2 separate regions of the Homo sapiens genome follow, and region 1 is linked to region 2. The links are chromatin contacts, found by POLR2A ChIA-PET in ENCODE. All regions are on one chromosome and are shown on one strand. The core of a region is the stretch at or near the end of the contact, and the rest is flanking DNA. Distances in the headings are between cores, read along the strand shown.

Region 1 (3,483 bases), core at 1-2,500, 840 kb after region 2:
AGGAGGTCCTGTTGGAGAGCATTGGTATCCAGTAAGGATTTAAAAGTATTTATTTAACAAAGAATAGCAGAAAGTGGACGGTTGATTCACACTTGGTGCAATCTCGGCTCACTGCAACCTCCACCTCCCAGGTTCAAGCGATTCTCCTGCCTCAACCTCCTGAGTAGCTGGGTTTACAGGCACCAGCGACCACGCCCGACTAATTTTTGTATTTTTAGTAGAAACGGGGTTTCACCATGTTGGTCAGGCTGGTCTCGAACTCCTGACCTCGTGATCCGCCAGCCTCGGCCTCCCAAAGTCCTGGAATTACAGGCGTGAGCCACCGCGCCTGGCTGATCTGGTTATTTTCAAAAGATTCCATGAGACGGGTTTCTTCAGTTTACAGAGGAGGAAACTGAGGCACAGAAGGATAACCCAGTGAGTCCCAATATAGAGATGGAGACTGCAACCGAGAAAGGGGACCCAGCGCTGAGGTCCCCGGAAATGGTCATTTATGGGCTTGGGGGGCGACCAGGGCAGCGCGCGCTGACCTATGACGTCATCGGGACGTTAAGCATCGTAGCATTACCTGGACGTAGCCCCATTTCTCTTCCCGGACAGGTCCTCTGATAGTCGGGTAGGTTCTCAATCAAGCCTCTCATTAGTTATTTGGTCTGTCAATCCATTTCATTCCTGCAGTCTTCCGCCCCGCCCTCTTGAGCTCGCCCCTGATAGGCTGGCGCGTCCGTCACTTCAAAAAGGTCCGCATTCCTTCCGCCTTTCTCCAGGACACCGAGGGCGAGGAGGGTGGTACCAAGCGGCGCCCACCCTCAGAGCACTACTTCCATCTCTGATTGGCTTCGCTGGGTGCCCGTCGCTACTCCACTCGCCGCTGATAGGCCATTCAACCGCCGCTCTGCGCGGCGCCGGCTCCGCCCCCGTCGGGTGTTTGTGGTGGGGCTGCGGAGTCGCCGATCCCGCCGGAAGCGCCAGGACAATGGGGACCCGGGACGACGAGTACGACTACCTATTCAAAGGTGCGGCCGGTGGGGCACAGACGGGCGAAGTCGTGGCGGCGAGGCGGCGGGCAGACGGGCCAAGGCCGCGCTCCAGGCCGCTGGGCCCAGGCCGGAGCCCGGGGCTTGGGGCCCGGCGGGTCAGGCAGCCGGGAAGGCCGGAGCCGACCGGGCAGCATCAGCTTCGGGCTAGGATGCGCGGCTATACGGAGCCGGAGGCCCGGAGAGACCTGGGGGACCTAGGACGCGCCGGGGCGGGGCCAGAGCCTAGAGGGGGTGGGGCCCGGAGCGGTGGGAGAGGCTGTTAGGGCGGGGCCTCCGCAGGGGGTGGAGCTTTCCCAAGATTTGGCGGGCCGGGCTGGGCTGAAAGCGTGATTCGGGATGGGGGCGGGGTTTTTAGGGGCGGGGCTAAGGCGTGATGGGCGTGACCAATAGGTGGGTTGGGCCTGGGCAAACGGAGGCGGGGCTCTCACGAGGCTTGTCCTGATTGGGGCAGCGTGTTTGGGGGTGGGGCCCGGGAGAGGCGGGGCAGGCAATGGGGGCTGGGCCGAGATGAGGGCCTGGGGGTGAGGTGTGTGGTGGTGGGAGCCTTGGATTGGGGTGCAAAGCTGGGATTGAGTGGAAAGGCACCCGTGTGTGCAGCAAGAATTCCATCTCTTCACTCAGAACTCTCAACAGTGCTAAGCCAGTACTTGCACTTTTCTGAGCACTTTACCCGAATTAACTAAAATCCTCACTGCAGCCCTTTGAGGTTGATACTAACCAGCCTCTCTTTTTACACGTTGGGAAACTGAGGCCCAGAGTGACAAAGACACAGTTTATAAGTGTTGGAACCCGATTGAGCCCAGGCCACCTGTAGGCCTTACCACTTAGGAAGCGTGTCTTAGGGGGCTTGTGGCCAGCATCTGGGACTTTGGGTTGTTGGACCAACTTCTTCCAACACGTGCGCACTGATGGCCGGGGCCCCAGCCAGCCTGCTGGAGGGTCTTCCCCGCCCGAGGGACTGAGGGGGCTCTAGGAGCATCACATAAGGCCTAGGTAGATCAGGCAGCCATTGCCCATTTAGGGACAGCTGGAGGAAGCCGGAGTCCCTTGTTTCTCAGCTGAGCCTTCTGTGCCCAGCTACACTTTGGCCTAGTGGTCTGCCCTGGTTGCTGGGCTCCCTGGCTGACAATGGCAGCCCTTGAGGGCTAACCCCTGGATCCAAGGTGCCTTCACCCTGCGGCCTGCTCTATGAGGGCCTGCGTCGCACATCAGCTGTTGGTATCCTCACCTCGCTGAGCCGTTCCTCCGAGTGTGCTCTGTGGCTTGCACCAGGCCTAGCTGGGCCTTGTGTCTGGTCTCATCCAGCGTCTTCTGATTGTGGGGAATGAGGCAGAGGTCTCCCCACCTGGGCTGTCCGTGTGGCGAAAGCCTTCCGGGGGGAGGGAGAGGAAGTGCCTCTACAAGGGCCTAGAGTCGTCCTGTGGCACTGAGGGCTCTGGCAGCTGCACACAGGTTGATAATGTCACTGGTGGGTGAGGCTCTGTGGTCAGCAGGTGCCCGGCCCAAGGTCTCGCCCCTCGTGGCAGGAGGAAGCTTTGGAAGGGTTTTGGAGACTGGGATTCTAAGGGGCCGTCTGGAGACAGGGGGACTAAACTTTGGGTCCTGCTGATCGGGTGCCATCTCCACTCAGCCCACCGTGAGGCAGCTGCTCCCAGGTCCTGGCTGGGCACCCACCCAGACGTGGCACTGCCAGGGCAGGGGTGTTGCTCCCCACATGCCCCATCCAGGTTTCTGTGGTTATCCCCTGCTTGTTATTTTTGCCCTTTTGCTGTGTTAAATGACCCAGCTCCGAGTGCTTGCTCAAGTCATGGTTTTGCCCTTTAGATTATTTCCTTGAAGTGCGTTCCCAGCAGAACAGTTACTGGGTCAGGAGCAATGGAGAGGCTGTGTGGTTCCCGGGACTTGTCTGCAGAGACTGCTTCCTGGAAACACTGATTTAGCTTCTGCGGCATCTGGCATTTGGCGGGCAGGCGGTGTGGGGTGGGGGGGGGCGGTGCCTGCCCTGCTGCCCTCCCCACACTGGCCTCCTTTTACTGAGTCTAGCAGGTGCCCTGCTGACCTTCTCAAGCTAGTTGGTAGCAAAAATCTAACCCACAAGTTCAGCTTTTCCCAAACTGGTCATCTGCCGTCTCACCTTCACAGCTGTGCCTCATCAGAGGACCTCCTCTATTCTCTTTCAATATTTTTCTTTTCCTTTTTCTTTTCTTTTTTTTTTTTTTTTTTTTTTGAGACAGAATTTTACTCTAGTCACCCAGCCTGGAGTGCAGTGGCGCAATCTCGGCTCACTGCAGCCTCCGTCTCCCGGGTTCAAACGATTCTCCTGCCTCAGCCTCCCGAGTAGCTGGGATTACAAGCACCCACCACACCCGGCTAATTTTTGTATTTTAGTAGATACGGGGTTTCACCATGTTGGCCAGCTGATCTTGAACTCCTGACCTCAGGT
Region 2 (3,630 bases), core at 1-2,500:
GTGTAGGACGGTTTTGAGGCCTTCCTCTTTCATCCCAAGTCTGTTCCTGCAGGATCATGCGCGCACAGCCCAGTGTGGTGCTGAGTGCGGCGCACACGGTGGCAGCCAGGATGTCGCCCTTCGTGCGCCAGATGGACTTCGCCATCGACTGGACTGCAGTGGAGGCGGGACGCGCGCTGTACAGGTGCAGCTCCCACCGCGCTGCTCAGGCCCGGCCTAGGGGTGGGGACCTGGGGGTGGTCAGACCTTGCTGACCTCCACGCCCACTCAGGCAGGGCGACCGCTCCGACTGCACTTACATCGTGCTCAATGGGCGGCTGCGTAGCGTGATCCAGCGAGGCAGTGGCAAGAAGGAGCTGGTGGGCGAGTACGGCCGCGGCGACCTCATCGGCGTGGTGAGCGCGACCCCCACCCACTGACCTCTGGCCTTTTCCAGGCCAGTCCCTCGACAACTCACACACATCATCCCGGGTAATCCAGGGAGTGGTGAATGCAGCTCCCGACCTCTGAGGTCACCCAGTCCACTCCCCGCCCAGACCTCATTTCGTTGGAAAAAGGGGATTCCGCCTGTCGTGGATCCCTGTCCTCTCCCTCTCCCCAGAGCTCTAATGGGTAGCGAGCGAGGCTTGCTTCCCTACACCCCCATTGCAGGGGAGCCCTAGATGGGGCAGTACAGCCCCCTTTCCACCCATCTTCGGCCTCCTCATTCCCCACCCAAGCAGCCCCAATCATGCACGCGGCCCCCCAGGTGGAGGCACTGACCCGGCAGCCGCGAGCCACGACGGTGCACGCGGTGCGCGACACGGAGCTGGCCAAGCTTCCCGAGGGCACCTTGGGTCACATCAAACGCCGGTACCCGCAGGTGCGGCCTGTTGTGGGCGGGGCAGAGAGGCGGAGGCGGGACTCCGGGGGGGTGGGGGCCGGGCCTAGTGTGTGGGCGGGGCTTACAGAGGGGCGGGGTCGAGGGAGGGGCCGAAGCGAGAGAGTGAGGGCGGGGGCTCTCGGGGGTGGGACCCAGGTAACGGGCACCCAGGAGCCCCGGCATAGGAGGGAGAGGTGGGACCTGGACAGCCGCTTCCCAGGTCTCACTGAAATGCCGGCCTCCAACGCCCCCAGGTCGTGACCCGCCTTATCCACCTACTGAGCCAGAAAATTCTAGGGAATTTGCAGCAGCTGCAAGGACCCTTCCCAGGTGAGAGCCGGCCGGCCCAGAGCGTGCTGGGAGATGTAGTCCGGCGTCCAGAGCATGCTGGGAGGGAAGCCTTCTTTCCTGAGGGATGCTGGGAAATGGAGTTCCGCGAAGAAATCGTGCCCCTGAGGGTTTCAAACCCTAAGTAGGACCCAGGTGCAGAGCATTCTGGGGAATGGAGTTCGTGTTCCTGAGCATGCTGGGAAACGAAGTCCTCGACCCCTGGCGTGCTAGTTAATGGGCTCGAAAGTAAATCAGTGGTGCCGGGGAGGGAGTCTTAGGCGGTGGACTTGGCGTAGTCTGCCCGGGAGTCAGGGCTTGCTGGGGAAGTCCACGGCCTGGACGTTGAGAGAAAGGGAGTCCTAGATCAGAATATGATGGCAGGGCCGTCATGGTGGCTCATGCCTGTAATCTCAGCACTTTGGGAGGCTGAGGCAGGAGGATCGCTTGAGCCCAGGAGATTGAGTTTGAAACCAGCCTGGGCAACATAGTAGGACCCCCGTCTCTACAAAAATTTCAAACATTAGCTGGGCTTGGTGACACATGCCTGTAGTCTCAGCCACTCAGGAGGCTGAGGCGGGAGGATTGATTGCTTGAGCCCGGAGGTCGAGGCTGCAGTGAGCCGTGATCGTGCCACTGTACTCCAGCCGGGATGACAGAGCTAGAACCTGTTTCAGAAAAAATAAAACAGCAAACAAACAAAACTCCCCATACCATGATGGAAAATAGTCTGTGGATTGTTGTTTAGGACTCTGGGCACCTCGCCTTCTGAAGTTACAGCTTGCTGGGAGATGTAGCCCCCTGTTTCAGCCTGTGGCTTCAGTGAGCTAGAACAGAATGGGGCGTGCGGTGGGGTTGGAGGCCTGCTGAAATGAGGGCCTGAGTTTCTACATTGTGGTGGCCAGATTCTGGGCCAGCCCAGCAACCTAGATACCCCTTTTCCCTCCAGGGGTTCTACCCAATTGGCCCTGAGCCCTAGATCCCCCAAGGCGGGGGCAGGGCGGTAGTGGCAGAAAAGACATCATTAAGAAATTACAGAGGCCTGGGGCGGTGGGTCACGCCTGTAATCTCAGCACTTTGTGAGGCTGAGGCAGGTGAATCACTTGAGGTCAGGGGTTCGAGACCAGCCTGGCCAACGTGGTGAAACTCATCTCTACTAAAAGTACAAAAATTAGTCGGGTGTGGTGGTGGGTGCCTGTAATCCCAGCTACTTGGACGGCTGAGGCAGGAGAATCGCTTGAACCGGGGAGGCAGAGGTTGCAGTGAGCCGAGCCTACGCCATTGCACTCCAGCCTGGGCAACCAGAGCAAAACTCCATCTCAAAAAAAAAAAAAGAAAGAAAAAAAAAAAGAAAAGAAAAGGAAAGAAATTACAGATAGAGAATACAATATCTAGAAGACAAAAGAGGGTCATCTTGCCGTGTGGCTGAAAGAGGGAGGGAGGAAGGGAGGGAGAAAGAGGCTTTTCTAAGGACAGTGAGCTGAGACTTGACAACTAAGATGGGGCCAGACATGAAAGAGAAACCAGGGGTGCTGCACAGGAGGCTGGTGGTTTTGAAGCACTGAGGAGGAAAGCGATCAAGGGGAGAGGTGATGGGGGTTGGGGGGTAAGTCACATAGGGGCTAGGGGCTGTGGACAGGCACTTGAGCTTATTTAGATTGTTATTGTTAGATTGGGGAGGAAGGATTCCACCAGTAAGGAGGCAACAAGAGGTCTAGGCAAGATATGGGAGTTGACAGCTGGTCTAGGCTGTTAGTGGAGAAACTGGGAAGCAACAGCTGGGTCAAAAGTAGCTTTTCTTTTCTTGTCTTTGTCTTTTCTTTTATTTTCTTTTTAAGACAGGGTCTCGCTCTGTAGCCCAGGCTGGAGTGCAGTGGCACGATCTCGGCTCACTGCAACCTCTGCCTCCCAGGTTCAAGTGATTCTCCTGCCTCAGCCTCCCAAGTAGCTGGGATTACAGGTGTATGCCACCATGCCTGGCTAATTGTTGTGTATTTTTAGTAGAGCAGTGTTTCTCCATGTTGGCTAGGCTAAAAATAGCTTTATTTCTGCCTCGTTTTATGTTCAGGTCCCCCATTAGACAGAGGAACCAAGGCCAGAATGAGGCAGGGGCACTGGCCAATTGATCTCCCAAGCACAGTGAATCTGAATGGTTGTAGAGTTGTGTAATGGATCCCACTGAGGTGATCAGGGCCCAAAGTGGAGGGTAGATGGCCAGGTTTTAACAAAAGAGGGAATAGTAGTTGAGGCTGAGGGTCCAGGACCAGAGCCATGGCTTTCTGTATGGTAGAGTCAAGACTTTGGGCAACTGGGGGCTGCAGTCTGGGAGCACAGGAGCAAGAATTTCAGATAAGGAGGAAGAGGAAGAAGAGGAGGAGGAGGGTTCATCTCTCTGGACACAGGTTCGCACCACAAATCTCATCCATTGGGTTCTTAGCAGG

The links. ChIA-PET counts read pairs that join two places held with the same protein, here RNA polymerase II (POLR2A).
Region 1: POLR2A ChIA-PET joins it to region 2 with 30 read pairs in activated CD4-positive, alpha-beta T cell. The contact joins the promoter of RAB11B-AS1 here to the enhancer-like site in region 2. POLR2A ChIA-PET finds 5 or more read pairs at or near these places in 2 of 52 experiments (activated CD4-positive, alpha-beta T cell and naive thymus-derived CD4-positive, alpha-beta T cell).

The regions. Positions count from the first base shown.
Region 1 is chr19:8,389,441-8,392,923 of GRCh38, forward strand. RAB11B-AS1 (RAB11B antisense RNA 1) reads right to left here and starts at 1,251. Exons shown (of 3, transcript NR_038237.1): 1 at 569-1,251. It overlaps RAB11B (RAB11B, member RAS oncogene family), which reads left to right and starts at 920. Exons shown (of 5, transcript NM_004218.4): 1 at 920-1,016. The coding sequence starts at 977. RefSeq lists silencers at 552-833, 1,053-1,312 and an enhancer at 583-782.
Region 2 is chr19:7,550,246-7,553,875 of GRCh38, forward strand. PNPLA6 (patatin like domain 6, lysophospholipase) reads left to right here. Exons shown (of 32, transcript NM_001166114.2): 15 at 53-184; 16 at 272-395; 17 at 749-862; 18 at 1,117-1,192; 19 at 3,630. Among named protein-coding and RNA genes, the nearest start is that of PNPLA6, 16 kb to the left of the region's middle. RefSeq lists enhancers at 1-403, 404-1,095. Within about 2 kb of position 1,251, at least 8 of the 41 ENCODE cell types and tissues checked have a DNase peak (open chromatin) inside an H3K27ac peak, as active enhancers do.